2 separate regions of the Homo sapiens genome follow, and region 1 is linked to region 2. A link is an interaction called in ENCODE POLR2A ChIA-PET data of the cell type or tissue named here. Cell type or tissue: PC-3. All regions are shown on one strand. Each heading gives the region's core, and the rest is flanking DNA. Links, peaks and the distances in the headings are about the cores only.

Region 1 (8,734 bases), core at 520-8,519, 60 kb after region 2:
TTTTGTCCATGCGTCAGCCAACCAACCAAATAGACTGTTAGAATCCTTTCTAACTCTAAGCTGTAATGTTAAAGGCAGAATCTCTGCTCTATGGGCCCATATCAATACACTCAGCCTGATCCAGCTTTATGTTCTTTATGTCAATATCTCATGCCTTTAATATGCATTCCCACATACGTTCCCCAGATTTTTGTCTGTATAAATTAGAAAACTCAAGTTATTCTTTTGAAGTATAGTATACCCCTGCATGGGGCATACTTTGTAACTCGCCTGCTGAATGAGTTACAGGGGGCCTGCTGGGACTTGAGTTATAGGTCTAGAAGCAAATGGATCCTGAAGAGAATCAGCATTGTTTTGCAAAGGCAACTGACCCAGGGGAGGCCATCACAGTTTTCTCTGGGAATGCAGGGTTAATCCCTCAGATGGCAGTAAGGAGGATACTTCTACTGGCAAAGAAGACTCCTAAGAATTTAGGGGCAAAATGTCCTCAGCATTACACACACAAAATGTGTGTTGTAATTCAGTCACTTGTGAGATGAGATAAAACCACAGAGGGACACACATGGGAAGAGAGAGTGGCAGTGCAGAGGTAGAGGCAGATGTGCTGCCCTACCCCCCATGTGTGCACATCATGCACACATACACCCCTATGCCAGGGTGGCAGGCTGATTTCAGAAAACAAAAAGATGGCAGTGGAATGACTGTTAGGATGGTGTGAGCTCAGGTAACATCGTAATGCCTAACCTTGTTTTTACTAACCTTGTTTTTAGACTTTCTTTTTCCTTTAATCACCTAACTTTGTTTCTACCTGAACTGACTCTCTTTTAGCTAAAAGAGCCCGACAGACTTTATCTTGGCTCTTTCACTGGCAGCCCCTTCCTCAAGGACTTAACTTGTGCAAGCTGACTCCCAGCACATCCAAGAATGCAATTAACTGATAAGATACTCTGGCGAGCTATATCCGCAGTGCCCAGGAATTCGTCCGATTGATAACGCCCAAAGCCCCGCGTCTATCACCTTGTAATAGTCTTAAAGCCCCTGCACCTGGAACTGTTTACTTTCCTGTAACCATTTATCCTTTTAACTTTTTTGCCTACTTTACTTCTGTAAAATTGTTTTAACTAGACTCCCCCTCCCCTTTCTAAACCAAAGTATAAAAAACAATCTAGCCCCTTCAAGGCTGAGAGAACTTTAAGCGTTAGCTGTCTCTTAGCCACCAGCTAAATAAACAGACTCTTAATTCGTCTCAAAGTGTGGCGTTTTCTCTAACTTACTCAAGTACAACAACGTGTCACTTCTTTTGTTTTTTTTTTTTTGAGACGGAGTTTTGCTCTTGTTGTCCAGGCTAGAGTGCAATGGTGCTATCTCGGCTCACCGCAACCTCCGCCTCCCAGGTTCAAGCGATTCTGCTGCCTCAACCTCCTGAGTAGCTGGGATTACAGGCATGAGCCACCATGCCTGGCTAATTTTGTATTTTTGGTAGAGTCAGGGTTTCTCCATGTTGGTCAGGCTGGTCTCGAACTCTCGATCTCAGATGATCTGCTCAACTCGGCCTCCCAAAGTGTTGGGATTACAGGCGTGAGCCACCGCGCCCGGCGTCATGTCAGTTCTTAGGTTCGTCTATTCAATCAGCTGTGGAGTAAGTGGGATCTTTTCCAACGCCACTTTTCATTCTCTGGCACTAACTGGGTGTCCAGCAATTCAATTCAAATCTGATTTTAACTATCTAGAGTTAGAATAGACACCACAGGTTAAGGGCACAGTCCCATAAGACTGCCCCTCAATTAAGACACCAATTACAAATCCTCAGCCTGGTTGGGTATAAATTGAGAGTTCCCCTGACTTCCTCCTCAGGTTTGATAATTTGCTAGAATGACTCACAGAACTCAGGAAAGTGCTTTACTTATCATTACCAGTTTACTGTAAGGGATACAACTCAGGAAAAGCCAAACGGAAGAGGTACACAGGGCAAAGTATGGGAGGTGGTGGTCTGCAAAGCTTCCATGCCCTCTCCAGGCGTACCACCCTCCCAGCACTCGATGTGTTTACCAATCCAGAAGCTCCCAGACCCCATCATTTAGAGATTTTTTTTTTTTCGAGACAGGGTCTCATTTTGTCACATAGGCTGGAGGGCAGTGGTGTGATCTCAGATCACTGCCGCCTCAGCCTCCTGGGCTCAAGGGATTCTCCCTCCTCAGCCCCGCAAGTAGTTAGAACCACAGGCATATGCCACCATGCCCAGCTAAGTTTTTGACTTTTTTGGAGATGTGGTTTCATTGTGTTGCCCAAGCTGGTCTTGAATTCCTGAGCTCAAGTGATCTGCCTTCCTTGGCCTTCCAAAGTGCTGGGATTTACAGGTGTGAGCCACTGTGCCCGGCCTCATTTTGGGATTTTTATGGAGGGTCTGATCTGTAAGCAGGATTGATTAAATCATTGGCCCTTGGTCGTTAACTCAACCTCCAGCATTTTTCCCTTTCCTAGAGGTTGAGGGATAAGGCTGAGAGTTCTAACCCTCTAACCAAGGCTTGGTCTTTCTGGTGACCAGGCTGTGTTCTGAAGCTATCTAGAGGTCTGCTAGGAGTCTCTTCATTAGAACAAAAGACACTCCTATCACATTATCATTAAGGAAATTCCAAGAGGCTTAGGAGCTATATGCCAGGACCTTGGGGTGAAGGCCAAATCTCTTTCTCATAGCACAATCATACTATGATTTGCAACTAAGAAGTTTGAAGAGCTGTCATCTAGGCCAGTGGTGCTCAAAGGGTAATCCCAAGACTAGTACCATCAATTTTCCTGGGGACTTGTTAGAAATGCAGATTCTTGGGTACCAATCCAGACTACTAAATCAGAATCCTGGAGGTGGGGTCCAGAAATCTGTTTTTGTAAAAATTACTTCTATTCCCAGGTGATGCTGCTGAAGTCTGCGAACCACAGATGTAGATGAAACTGGGGGCCTCCTTGATACCTCAGGAATCTCCACCCTCACCTGTGGCATCAGGGGCTGAGGAGGCTGTAGTGCCAGCCACTGCTCTCTAAGGGAGGTCCTTTGTCTGTCTTTCCTTTGTCAGAGGTTGCACTGACAGTTCACCCATAGTGAGGTGGAATCTACAGGGACGTGGAGCTTGAGCAATTCTTTTTTTTTTTTTTTTTTGAGACAGAGTTTCACTCTTGTTGCCCAGGCTAGAGTGCAATGGTGCCATCTCAGCTCACCGCAACCTTCATCTCCCGGGTTCAAGTGGTTCTCCTGCTTCAGCCTTCCGAGTAGCTAGAATTACAGGCATGTGCCACCACACCCGGGTATTTTTAGGAGAGGCGGGGTTTCTCCATGTTGGTCAGGCTGGTCTCGAACTCCCAGCCTCAGGTGATCCACCCGCCTCGGCCTCCCAAAGTGTTGGGATTACAGGCGTGAGCCACCGCGTCTGGCCAGCTTGAGCAGTTCTTTACCGGAAGGGAGAGAATGGTCTAGGTTTTGTAAAGGACAGAGTTTGGTCCTTTACAGTGGTATCTGCAAAATGAGGCTAAAGCCTTTAGAGTGTTGTTGTGAGGCCTCAATGGTGTTTGTAAAATGTCTAACATCATACTAGACACAGAACGGTCACTTGCTATATGGTGGTGGTAGTTGCTGTACCTGACACTGCCTATCACAACCATAGCGGATGTTCAGTAGATGTGAGTGATTGTTAATTGGTTCACTGGAGAAGGAAGCAGGCTTTTCTAGCTTGTTTCTCTGATTTTGCCAGCTGAGATGTCTTAGTCTGTTTTGTGCTGCGCTAACAGAAAACCATGGGCTGGGCAATTTATAATCAACAGAAATTGCTTTGGCTCCTGGTGTTGGAGGCTGGGAAGTCTAAGATCGAGGGGTGTACCTGCTGGGAGCCTTCATGCTGCATCATAACGTGGTGGAAGGCATCACATGGGTGAGAGGAAGGGAGAAGGGGACCAACTCCTCCTTTTATCAGGAACCTACTCCAGAGATAACAGCATTAACTCGGGACAAAGCCCTTATGACCTAATCACCTCTTAAAGGTCTTCTTTCTCAATGCTGTTGCATTGAGGATTGAGTTTCCAACACATGAACTTTGGGGAACACATTGAAACCACAGCACAAAGAGGCATAATATAAGAGATCATAATTAGGAAGGAGAAAAACAGGCAGGGAAGGTGGGAGGGTGGGAAGAAAGAAGACAGAAAGAATGTCAGTGTTCATGAGAACAATGGAGACAATGACCATTTTCTTGGAAGAACAAGGAGGTATGAGCTATTGAACACTATGTGGTCATTTCTTCTTCTTCTTCTTCTTTTTTTCTTTGAGATGGAGTCTCACTCTGTCACCCAGGCTGGAGTGCAGTGGTGCTATATTGGCTCACTGCAACCTCTGCCTCCTGGGTTCAAGCGATTCTCCTGCCTCAGCCTCCTGAGTAGCTGGGATTACAGGCGCCCACCACCGTGCCCGGCTAATTTTTGTATTTTTAGTAGAGATGGGGTTTCGTCATGTTGGCCAGGCTGGTTTCGAACTCCTAATCTCAGATAACCCACCCACCTCGGCCTCTCAAAGTGCTGGGATTACAGGTGTGAGATAATGCACCCAGCCGATCATTTCTTCTTAATTCCAGTTATAGGATTTCAGAGCTGGAAAAGGGAACTTGGAGATCACAGACCCACTTCCTTACTGCCCAGGGGAAGCAGTGAAGGCCCTGAGAGAGTAAGTGTCAGAGATAAGAGCAGAATTAGTTTCTGAGGATAGGCACTGCCTGCTACATCTCACCATAACTTGAGCTCATTTATCTCCATGGAAACCTTTGAGGACTGTGAAAGTACCAAAGATGTGGGCAGCACTCTGAGTGTGATTTATTTCCTTTCTGTTTTCTTTTTGTTCTCATTCTTAATCATAAGCTTCTCCTCCCTCCTTTTCCTCTCCTCCATTCCTTCTCTTCTTCCTTTTCATGTTTCTCACCCATAAGGACCCGGCCTAAGCCAGGAAGCTGAGGTTACTGGATCTTCAAAGTGGCTCTGACACTCCAAGTCCAACATACCCCACATCATTGTCTTCTTTACTAGGCGTTGGTTTCTGCTGACCAAAACTCACAGTTGGCTGTGACTGGGCACCAGGGTTCTGACTACTATCAGTAGGAAACATCTCATTTGGTTCCTTGAAAATTCTTGTGACCCTTGAACGCCGGAAACATAATTCAAAAGCTGCCTCCCCTCCTGCGGATCTTTAACCTTTCTTTTTTTTTTTTTTTTGAGATGGAGTCCCATTCTGTTGCCCAGGCTGGAGTGCAATGGCACGGTCTTGGCTCACTGCAACCTCCGCCTCCTAGGTTCAAGCAATTCTCCTGCCTCAGCCTCCCGAGTAGCTGGGATTACAGGTGCGTGACATCATACCCAGCTAATTTTTGTATTTTTAGTAAAATGGGGTTTCACTATGTTGGCCAGGCTGGTCTTGAATGCCTGACCTTGTGATCCGCTCGCCTTGGTCTCCCAAAGTGCTGGGATTACAGGCGTGGGCCACTACGCCCGGCCTTTTAACCCTTTTTTGAATCTCTTGCAAAAGGTGGTTGTGAAAATGGTTGCTCAGTGGCCGGGCATGATCACTTGAGTCCATGTGTTTGAGACCAGCCTGGGCAATATGGTGAAACTCCATCTCTAAAAACGAAAAAAAAAAAAAAGAAAGAAAAGAAAAAGAAAATCCTTGCTCTGTTTTGCAGGCAGAGTGCAAAGTGCCCAAACTTCACAGGGGGAAGAACCTCTCCACAAATCTCATGACACAGGTGAACTGACCTCGCTTCTCAATCACAGCCCACAATTGTTAGAGAAAGCATTAAAAAGGGCTGGGCGCGGTGGCTCACGCCTGTAATCCCAGCACTTTGGGAGGCCAAGGTGGGCGGATCACGAGGTCAGGAGATCGAGACCATCCTTGGCTAACACGGTGAAACAAACCCCATCTCTACTAAAAAATACAAAAAATTAGCCGGGCGTGGTGGCGGGCGCCTGTAGTCCCAGCTACTCGGGAGGCTGAGGCAGGAGAATGGCGTGAACCCGGGAGGCGGAGCTTGCAGTGAGCTGAGATCGCGCCATTGCACTCCAGCCTGGGCGACAGAGCCAGACTCAGTCTCCAAAAAAAAGAAGAAAAGAGAAAGCATTAAAAAAATACCCTCAGCCCCCTGTGATGGGTGGCTACTCCTAGAATTTGGATCCAGGGTGTTTGCGGCTTGGCTTTTTACATATCGAAGAGGAAAGAGATGGCTGAGAACATCCGCCTGGGTGGTCCCGCCATTCCGCCTGCTGAGTATTCAGGGACTCCCGCTGTAGAAAGGATTGGGGGACAACCTGACCGAATTCGCATTTGCTCAGGCGTTTCCCGTAGCGCTCTGCTGAACTGGGGTTAGTCTTTTGCTGCCAGTCAGAAAGTGTCTGGGCCCAACTAGGGAAACCACGGGATAATGGGCTGATGGGGAGGAGGACCAGCATGGAGGATGTGCCACAGCCCCTCCAGAAGGTAGCACTGGCGTGCCTGACAGGTGACAGACGGAGCAGAGGCAAGGGCGCAGCTGCACGAAGGAAAACGCCCACATAGGGGGTGAGCGCGCCCACGCGTGCTCAGCCTTGTCGGAGCGCAGCCCGGGCGCCGGGCTCCCAGTGCAGGTGTGGCCAGCGGAGGTCAAGAACTGCGTGGAACAACCCCAAGTGGGGGAAAACACACGCCAGCCGCCCCCGGGGTCAGGAGGTGGGGCAAGCAGCGGCGCCTCACCCAGCCTCCCGCTCCGGGTCCTGCCGGATGGCGGCAGCTCTCCGGGCCAGCCCCCTTCTCTCCGCGGCTCCTCCGCAGACACCCGGCGCGGAAGAAGGAGGGGCGGAGACCTGGCCGGCGCGCGTCTGATGATCCGGACCCCGGTGCGACTGGAGCGCCTCAGTCACTGTCTCCCCGCCCCACGGTTCCGAGTAAGGACCGGAGCTCCACTCCGGGGGTGGAGCGCGGGCTCCCCGCAGGGAAAGGTGCGCAGCGTTCCCGACCCCAAAACGAGCGGCGCTTGGGAGCGTGCGTGCCTCCCCGAGAGCCCCGGGCGCCACCCGTGGGCTGGACGAGGTGGGCGCTGGGGCGTGGGGCCGGCGGCGCAGAGAAGCCACGGCCACCTGCCGCCTCCCCTGCACCTGGCGGAGCATCCCTCACTCTACAGTCCCTGGAGGCGGCGCCGGAAACCTGGCGGCCGGGACCGCGATTCTGGAAGCCCCGGAGCTCGCCCGGCCGGAGGAGCCGGGGCGCGGTTCCGGCGAGATTGGCGACTTGCTTCCTTTTGCAGAACGGCCGCTCCTCTCTCGGTCCAGCTGCGACGCTGGGAAAGCGCCAGACTTGGTCTGTCACGGGAGCCCCCGCGGGGCGTGGCGAGGGAGAGCTGGCCTAGGCTGCGAGGGACTCTCGTTTCTTGCCTGGAGAGCCAGGAAGAGGGCGAGGGCAGAGCATCCTTGGGCGGAGATGCCTTTAAAAAATCATCCACCGCAGCGGTAGAAACAGTTTTGTTTGGCTTTATTTATACGGAATGGTTTTTCAGTGAAATGCTGTCTTGCTTAAAAGAAGAGATGCCTCCCCAGGAGCTCACCCGGCGACTGGCCACAGTGATCACTCATGTCGGTAAACGAAGCTTTAATTTTTCCTGCGTTTTATTAATGGCGGGTGAGGATGGTCTCTGGGCTTCATCTGGCTCCTGGCCTCACCCGCTGCCCCGGGGCAGCGCGCTTCCTGGGGGGTTGCCCGGCATCTGGGCCTCGCTGCTCTGGGTCCTGCCTGCGGTGCCCAGCGGGGGGCATCCCTGGGGCGCGCCGCTGGTGGGGGTCGGGGGGCCGAGGCTGGTGCCTTCACCAGGTGGTTGCCGAGTCCGTTGAGCTCCAAACCGAGGGCTGCTGGGCTGTTACCATCCGTTAGCTGCTTCTGACGGGAGTAGGGTGGGTGGGAAGTTATGTTCTGGTTTTGGGGATAGTGAGAAAGGAGAGGGCATAAGAGGAACGAATGCCAGTGCTTTTCAGCAGAAATGATTGCCACGCCACTGAAGGCTTGTTTATAAGAAAGTGCAGGGAGAGGCAGGTTACATGGGAGCGCCCCTGCGCAGCTCGGCCGCTAGGCCTGTTTTACTGTGCTGCCTGGAGGGTTAAGCACACCCCTGATGATCCCCGCGAGAAATCTCTGCAAGCCAAGGAGACTGAGCAATTTTAATCTTCTTCCCTGAGTTGAAAAGAGGAGCAAAACATGCATTGCTTGCTCCTGAAATAAGGGTTGTGATGGAACGTCAGGCCCCACAGACTAAGTAAGGGCAAGAGGACATTGAGACAGTTCCCAGTCAGTTTTTTCTTAGCACTTTCTTCCCCTTGGCCTTCCCTGGACCTCCCTCAGTAAAGACACACATTCAGGTTCAGAACCTCTGGATGTGGGCAACTGGAATTATCGGGATCATTTTCTCTGTTGCTGACTGTGCTTGGAGGTCCTCCCATGAATGCAAATCAGCTTTTATTGATAAAGCCAGGAACTATTTGCCTTGGTTTTCTACACATTTGTGAAAGCTGCTTTCTTGGTACTTGCATGTTAAATGTTGCCTCAATTAGTCCAACGTGTTTGCTGTAATAATCGTGCACATCTCAAATGATACACTTGTGAGGACATACTTTGTAAAGATGATTTATATGGGAAGGCCCAGTTTTGATAATTCAAGTTTAGAAAAAAGTTTCTGGTGCCAATTGTGGG
Region 2 (8,734 bases), core at 249-8,248:
CCTAAAATAAAATCATAGGTTTTAATAAAGGTTGCATACATTTCTTTGAAAATTTACATTTATTTTATACTTTTTGATGCTACCTAAATGGGATCAATGTTTTGAATAAATGGAGACCTCTGAAAGGTACCCCACCCAAAGGAAAATAGCCAAACTATATGAACAAAAGATTCAAGGAAGAGGAAGCTCAGCTTCCCTCATAGTAAGCGAAAACCAAACTGACATAGTTTTTTTCCGTCAGACTTCAAAAAAATAAATAAATAAAAGAAAGAAAACAAAACCACCACCACCAACAAAAAGTGGGTATGAGGAAAAGTCAACCACCACAGCTGCGGAGGATGCCTTGGCTGCACCTATAAAAATTCAGGGTGCACATGGCTTTGACTTAGTAAACCCACTTCTGGGTTCCATGCTAGAGAAACACCCCTGACACAGAATGTGGTCAGTAATGTTCATTTCTCCACTATTGCACACATGTAAGTCTGAAAAGTAAATCTTTGCTTTAAGTAGTTGGTGGTAGTCTATGCTGATGGGAAAATGGAAACACAAAGCTGTTAAATATTTGATTAAAATCACCCAAAAAGTCAGTTCTCCTTTGTCTTTGTCTCTTTCCCCAGCTGCTGAATTTTGTATTTTCTGTTTTTTAAGAGAGTTGCCTTCAAGAAAATGTTTACCAGATCACTCTCAAATGATCTATTGTGAGCATCTCATACTTTTATAACAAAAATTATTTAGAAATAGGATAAATCCCACTGATTGTTTTAAACAGATCAGAGCGACAAACCAGGAGAATGTTGTAGGATTTCTTAGTGATTTTTCCAGGTCTGTATCTTTGCTTTTTGGTTTAAATAAAAAGTAAACATAGAATTTAAGCTGCCATGTAATTTGCCTTCTGCACAAACCCCACTGTCCCCGCCCAGCCTTGCTTCCTGCTCCCTGTGAGGGCAAACACTGAGTCCAGGCTCCCTCTGGTCCCTACCCACCCAGGCTGGCTTGGGTCCTGCCCCCTGAAGCCTTCTCAGGGCACTGCTCACTTAGCCACCTCTTCTCTGAACTCTCGCAGCACTGAGGTGGACATGACACAGTGTGGCACATCATCCATTCTGTCTCTCCCTGTTCCCCTGCATTTGCCTCATCTCCCCTGCCAGACATCACACACCTGCTGGGTTTCTTGTATCTCCCCTCAGGGTAGGGCTGGCCTGGGGACCTGGCACTTTTGGACATGTGGGATATTATGGGAGAAGCTGTATTTCTGACACATCTGATGGTTTCTTAAATGCTTTGTATCTCTTGCAGGTGGCAAAGAAACACAGCATGATGTTTGGAAATATAATTCTTCGATCAACAAGTGGATTCAGATTGAGTATTTAAACATAGGCCGCTGGAGGCATAAGATGGTGGTGTTGGGTGGCAAGGTCTATGTGATCGGAGGCTTTGACGGCTTACAGAGAATCAACAATGTGGAGACCTACGACCCCTTTCACAACTGCTGGTCAGAGGTATAGGACACGATTTCTACCAGTAACTGCCTGTATTATTACTTCAGTGCTTTTTTAAAAAGCTTTGGAACGTGCCTGCCGTGGTGGTCAGCTTTCTGATCACTTTACTTCCAAGGAGAACAGTTTTGGTGGCTCTGAGCTTCCCTCCTCCTAGGAGCTATTGCTTCAGTATTGCTGATCAAGTCACAGAAACAATGTCCTTCCAAGTGGTGAAGGTCTGTGTGGGCACCTGTCCTAATTTGGACAGAACCCCAGATGTGCACAGAGGCTCACCCTGTCCTTAGATGGGAGATCTCTTGGTCTGCATGTCTTGGTGTAGAGTCTTGTCTCCTCAGATGCCTTCTCTCCTATTCTTCTCCACACTGGACACATGCGGATCACTTTACTACACCGTTTATGAACCCAGAGTGATTTGGTCATGTTAGAAATCATCCCTTCTTTATTTTCCCATGGATGATGAGCCACTTACAGGCCTGCATGTCAGACTTTAGTAATGCAACCTCAGGTATATATCAGACCCAGGAAAAGAAAAGCCACCTCATCTCATTTCCAGGTTATTCCCAGTTTCAAATTTTCTTTCTCCTTATCAGATCAGATGTCCAAGCATGTTCCAGCTTAATGGAATGTACAACACAGTCATTGTAGGCACAAGCAAAGGTAGCCAGGTCACCACATCTAGCCAAGACTGTCAGCCTGAAAAGTGCTATATTGAGAGCCCTTAACATGTATGGGGGACATGCCCAGGATCTTCTCAAAACAAGCCCTATCACAGAGCTGCTCCACGATCTAAAAGGATCCTGTAAATAAATGGGCAAGAGGCTCTTGGAAGTCTCCTTTACTGTCCTGGGGTTCACAGGATAGAAGCACACGTCTGACTTAATCTCAAAATCCTCAATGCTGCCCCATAATGGAAGAGTCTGCTTACCTGTGGCCACCGTTTCAGCTTTTCTTCCTAGATATAAGCACCAAGGAAAATCAATGCTGGTACATAGTAGGCATTCCATAAATATTTTTCGAGTGGATGAGCACATGAATGAATATGAATATGCATGTATAAAACATCATTTTCCTCCCACACTGGCTGACTTCATCTGTATAAACTTATTCTTGCCTGAGAGCTGGATTCCGGGAGAGGCTGGCACATCCCAACACACAGCTTGCTCTAGCTTGCGTGGAGCCTGGAGGGAGGGTGGGAAATGCATGCTTTCATTCTTGCTGTGTCTTAAGAGGAGTCAAGCCCATGGGCCTTGTGACTATAGGCAAAAGATGCCCAGTTCTGTGTCCCGGAGCTCTGTCCTGTATCCTGGGAGCTACTGCAGCAATCTGGGCAGCATGACTGACAGCTTCTTCTTGTGCCCTGTGCCTCTACAGGCCGCACCCCTCCTTGTCCATGTCAGTTCCTTTGCAGCCACCAGCCATAAGAAGAAGCTGTATGTGATCGGGGGAGGGCCCAATGGGAAACTGGCCACAGACAAGACTCAGTGTTATGACCCTTCCACCAACAAGTGGAGTTTGAAGGCGGCCATGCCCGTGGAGGCTAAATGCATCAATGCAGTGAGTTTCCGGGACCGCATCTATGTCGTTGGTGAGTAATGGCTTCTTATTGGTCTGAATGGCTTAGAACCTGATGAGCGCCTGGCTGCAGCACGTAAACGGTGTGTCGCGGTGTCTCCAGCGCTGGCAACTCACTGCCCCTAGGACCCACTCTGGCTTTCAGGAGAGCCATCAATCGACTGTTTCTCTTGGCAAGAGGGTAGACTTGGCCTAATCAGAAGTTGAATTTTAGTGGTTAAGAGGGAAGAAACCAGAAAAATGGAGCGATGCCCACCGTGTTTCCTCCCTCTCCTCAGGTGGGGCCATGAGAGCGCTGTACGCCTACAGCCCGCTGGAAGACAGCTGGTGCCTGGTGACCCAGCTCAGCCACGAGCGGGCCAGCTGCGGTATCGCGCCCTGCAACAACCGGCTCTACATCACCGGCGGGCGGGACGAGAAGAACGAGGTTATCGCCACGGTGCTGTGCTGGGACCCCGAGGCCCAGAAACTGACAGAGGAGTGCGTCCTGCCCCGGGGCGTGTCGCACCACGGCAGCGTCACCATCAGGAAGTCGTACACCCACATCCGCAGGATCGTGCCCGGAGCAGTGTCTGTCTGACGGCAGGATGGGGAGCTGGAGAGCCCCCCCGACCCTCAGCGTACCCGCCTCACCTCTCACCCTCCTCCAGTCCCACTTCAGGCAGCAGGCTCGAGTTTGAGGCCATACATCAGGGGATCCCCTTGACTCACTTTGGGGGAACCTTGGAAGTCACAGTTTGGGGTCACTTGAGACCGGCCAGGAATGTTTGCATGACCTACCTCAGGAGGGGAGGCGAGGAAGAGTAATATTTAGCATTCAGGACCCACCCACCCTATGCCGGCTTCTGTGCCAGGCACTTCCTTTTATCGGTTCATTTAACCTGGTGACTGGCTCTTATCACTTCTAGTTTACAGGTGAGGGAACCAAGTTTCACAGAGGCTAAGTGGCGTGCCCCTGATCACTCAGATAGCAAGTAGCTACCCCAGGAGTCTAAAATCCAGGTCTTTCATCTCCGAAGTCAATGCTCTTTCCACCATGCTGCCTATCTCAGAGCAGGAAAAACAAACAAAAAACAACAACAAAACCTGGCTCTTGCTGGGCGTGGCGGCTCACGCCTGTAATCCCAGCCCTATGGGAGGCTGAGGCGGGCGGATGACCTGAGGTCAGGAGTTCAAGACCAGCCTGGCCAACATGGTGAGACCGCCCCGTCTCTACTAAAAATACAAAAATTAGCCGCGTGCAGTGGCAGGCGCCTGTAATTCCAGCTACTCAGGAGGCTGAGGCAGGAGGATCACTTGAACTTGGGAGGTGGAGGTTGCAGTGAGCCGAGATCGCCACACTGCACTGCAGCCCGGGAAACAAAAGTGAAGCTCTGTCTTCAAAACAAAAACAAAAACAAAAACAAAAACAAAGAAACCTGGCTCATTTCTTGTTTCGGCAAGTCTGCTAAAAGATTCACTCAGCACAGCAGGGAAATAAAGGTGTTTCCTGCTTTCTTTCCTTTTCTTTCTTATTCTGCATCCTCCCTCGTCCCCGCCCTTTACCAATATTTAAACCAAGGAGTCATTTGGGCTCCTTGCCAAGAACATCTCATAGGTTCTTCCACTTGAAAGGTCTGGGGGATGGGCTTGGGAAGGCCTGTTTGCTTTGAAAGAGATGAAATACTTGTGTTCTGTCCTCCTCCCATTGAAACCCTCTTTTTTTTTTTTTTGAGATGAAGTCGCCCAGGCTGGAGTGCAGTGGCATGATCTCGGCTCACTGCAACCTCTGTCACCCTGGTTCAAGTGATTTTCCTGCCTCAGCCTCCTGAGTAGCTGGGATTACAGGCACCTGCCACCGCGCCTGGCTAATTTTTGTAGTTTTAGTAGAGACGGGGTTTCACCATCTTGGCCAGGCTGGTCTTGAACGCCTGACCTTGTGATCTGCCCGCCTCGGCCTCCCGAAGTGCTGGGATTACAGGTGTGAGCCACTGGGCCCGGTCTTTTTTTTTTTAAATGATCATAAGATGGCCCATTTTGGACCGGAACTGTCATTGCCAGACAGAATTGTACCTTTAGCACATTCTGGTGCCCTGGCCTCTTAGTGTTCACCAGTTGTACTGCAATATAGACAAGATGTCTCTAGAGACTCAAACTACTGTTTTATTAAAAAAGTAAACACCTGAGCACAGCTGGCCTACACAGGAGCGACAGATTCTCCTTGATGGTACACTTTCTAGTTTTTACACAGTGATTTAGGTCCACGTTCCTGATACCCCATCCTCCTGAAGCCTTCGTTTTCAAGACTTTTAAAAAGCACTTCTACTTGGTTTTTTGATCAGTGTAGCTCAATTGTGACTTAAAGAACAGAATCTGTCCTTCACTGTAAGAGCTACAGCTTTCAAATGAGCTCACTGGAAATTCATTCTAATCCCCAAGCTGGAGAAACAGGTTAAGAGATCCTGTTTCATATGCTGTATTTAAAAAGCAACAATGATAACAACATAGTAACTGCGTTACCCAATGGACTTTATTTTCATCATATGATTTCAATTCTCTTTATAGAGTTTTATTTCATATCCGGTGTGGCTTGTTCTTTTCAGCAGTTTGGGAAGTTAGTTATTAGAGTTGATAGTGAATTGAATTTTCATTAAACAGTCACGGTTAGAAGAAGCTAATATTTGAAACAGATTTTAAAAACTTGAAAAATTACAGGTGAGATTTCTGTTTATGCCAGATTATTGAAGATAAATATAAATGTATGTTGGTGTGTGAAATGCTCTGTGCCTTAGAAGCGTGACAGTTCAGCTCTCTGCTGTGGAAAGTAACACAGGGCAATAGAAACATATTTGTGGAATTTTAGAACAAACTATTGCTGACTCATGAGCACTATAATAACCATCAGGAAGCTCCCAACTGAAGCAATGTAACAGTGTAATCTAGTTCAATTCAGCAAACATTCATGGAGTTCTTCATGTCTGTCAAGCCTTGAGGACACCCACGAATGGCAAATCTCCACGCTAGACACTCAATACAGGTAAATAGGCCACCAGTTAATATTCTTGTTTTTATTTTCTTCAAGTTAGCTAAAAATGAGATGCGTATGAAGTGAGGAGGCTGGATCCAAGTCTTGATTGCCTTTCAGGGGGTCAAGGTGGTAAGCTGTGCAGTGAAGTCAACCAGTGGCCATGGCTTACATGTTTGTCTCTTTGAGATCGCCACCAGAACCATTTGTGAACTGATTTGTGAAGGAAAAGTCAGTCTTACTCCAAAGACTATTGCAGGGAGGAACTTCCAGAGAGGAAATCCAATGACAATGGTACTGGCATACACAGGGAGCCTCCCTTCAAAAAGACAGCGCCCCTAGTCAGGGAGGGGATGGCGGTCCTTTGATAAGACCCATAGGCAAACTTCGAGCCCATCAGCAGGTCAACCCTATGCTGGGAAAGTGAGGATTTGGGATTTCTGTGCTATAAACCTGATTCTAAATGTAGGACCCAAGTTTCTGGACTACTTCAGAATACCTAAATGAATCATGGAAACACTCTTTATGATTTTTTACAACACCAGATATGCAGGTGAATTGTGGAAAATGTCATGTAGCTGACACTCAAGAAATAGGGATTCCTAATAATGGCATGGGTAGGGAACAGATACACCTGGTTAGAAGGTCTAGGGTTCTGTATATGAAGCTGCCAGTCTGTAGCTCTTCGAGAAAGAAAGTTCAAGTCATTTGGGGGAAACTTAAGAATAGTCATCAGGGTTTTAGCTTCTAGGCACCAGCCAAGGATGAGAACTTCTAAAATCTAAAATCCATTTCAAGAAATAAAGACGAACACATTTGCAGGAAGGTAACTGTTATAACCCACACCATCAGCAGGGGGAAAGCCAAGCTGAGAATAAACCCAGAGACAAAGAACCCTCGGACTCAGGCAGGACATGGCAGGATGTTCTGGCACAGCAGACTGGAGACTGAGGCAGGGCCTGTGAGTGGACAGAGCACCCCTGGCTGGGAAGAAGAAGATGGGGTAGGAGGAGGTCAGGTTCCAAGGATGCAGGTCTGGAAAATGATATCGGAGGCCCTGGAGTTTGTGAGCTTGGCTCTAGTCCCAAGAAGGGTGAGGGAGAATAAGGGTAAGGGAGTATTCTAGGCAAGGAACTAAGGAAGGAATCCCCTTCTTAGAGCAGAGGCACAAGTTAGAGCAGGCCCAGCATTTGGGCCAACTTACTGTGGGGCCTCTGAGCTGCTCAGCTGGGTCTCCTGTCCTAGAGGGAAGGTGGCCCAGAGTCTTTGGTGGAGCGGAATCTGTAGATGAGGTTAAGGGACTCCAGTTGCCAAGGTTGATCTGAAACAGGCAGGGAGCTAAGCTCATCAGAACACCAACAGATTCATGTTCTCGTCTTAGCTTTCATCTATTCTGGTCTCAATGGCTTCGGGAAACACACATATACACATACACCATGCCCTTGAACTCAAAGCAAACTACGCTCTCAGGGAAATACAAATATCACGTTCTTATAGCTGTAAAGTATAGCTTAGCTATTTATAGAAGACTATGAGGTACTGTTGTGAGTTATTTGCTTATCCTGTTTTATTCTGAAAAATGAAAGTGCTCAATAGAATTTTTAACGTTGGCAACACCATAAGGATTTCTTATGTTAAGTCCCAACTTGGGGTTGCAAAATCATTTTTTCCCTTAATACCTGGGTGTTGTATTAGATCTCATAATTTGACAAGTTAACCTTTTAGAAATCCACATATATCTCAAATCTGGCTACTGCAAAACCAGTTTTGACAGGTCAGATTTTCATATGTATAGGTATAAATAGCCAACACTCAGTGAACAAAATCCTTTAAGCATTTTGGTTACATAAAGTTGTATGTTTTAAGTGATCAAACTAAGAATATTGTTTATAGGTTTTAAAAACCAAACCAATAAAATTTTTATTTATTCAATAAAATATGCACAGAACAGATGCAAATGTGTTATATACAATCATGAAGTTTTTTTTTTTTTTTTTTGCTGTTTTTAGTTTATATAAATGAGTGGTGTCTGAATAGAAATTAATTTAGAAGGTGGAAATTTAAAACGTTTCATTTGGTTCATGGGACTTTAGATAAGTTCATAGGTTAAAATTCACCAGGTTTGATTTATAGAATGTCAAAGAGTAGACAGATTTTCCCTCCCTAAAGATGCATTGCCTCGCTGAGCAAGCTTTTACCAACCCATATGCAAACTGCGTGACTCTTCTCTTGCCTGGCCTCAGCTCTTCTTACAGGAGACCCCCTTCTAGGTTTTTGATTACAGGTCTGACCTTTTAGCCTGCGTCCACCATTGTTCCTGTGTTGTCTCTGAAGCCCTCCCTGGTCTGTGCTTCTCAAATTGGGGCACGTGTAACTTGGGGTATGAGACTTCCCTTTAATCACTGGAAACCTTGTTATCAATTTAGTTTGTTTTGGTTACAATGCAAGACTCCTGTGTATTTGAAAAGGAAAATCAGAGGCTTTAAAGAAATCTGGGGTTCCATGAATAGCTTCAGACCTTCCCCTCTGGGCATCCCCAGAGGTAGATGTTCTGCCTTAGGACTTCTTGGTGGAAACCCTTGGGAATCACAGACCCAGCTTCCTCACTGGTGGGGAATGTTCTGGAGTGATCTTGGGCCCTGGATCTGAGTGCCAGTGC

Evidence for each region. ChIA-PET counts read pairs that join two places held together with the same protein. Peaks named below come from ENCODE experiments on the same cell type or tissue, not always from the same donor. Only the 100,000 strongest peaks of a DNase experiment are listed, where the experiment ranks them.
Region 1: POLR2A ChIA-PET joins it to region 2 with 10 read pairs; 6 of 35 experiments call an interaction of 5 or more read pairs at or near these places.

Annotation. Positions count from the first base shown.
Region 1 is chr3:183,426,798-183,435,531 of GRCh38, reverse strand. It overlaps MCF2L2 (MCF.2 cell line derived transforming sequence-like 2), which reads left to right and starts at 6,913. Exons shown (of 30, transcript NM_015078.4): 1 at 6,913-7,630. The coding sequence starts at 7,555. RefSeq lists an enhancer at 161-1,101 and a silencer at 7,084-7,163. In PC-3, for the core only: no CTCF peak of the experiment used is centred there; no DNase peak of the experiment used is centred there; H3K4me3 peaks cover 2,406 bases.
Region 2 is chr3:183,486,844-183,495,577 of GRCh38, reverse strand. KLHL6 (kelch like family member 6) reads left to right here. Exons shown (of 7, transcript NM_130446.4): 5 at 1,297-1,499; 6 at 2,871-3,084; 7 at 3,350-8,027. The coding sequence ends at 3,651. Among named protein-coding and RNA genes, the nearest start is that of SNORA63E, 37 kb to the right of the region's middle. In PC-3, for the core only: no CTCF peak of the experiment used is centred there; a DNase peak (open chromatin) is centred at 4,647.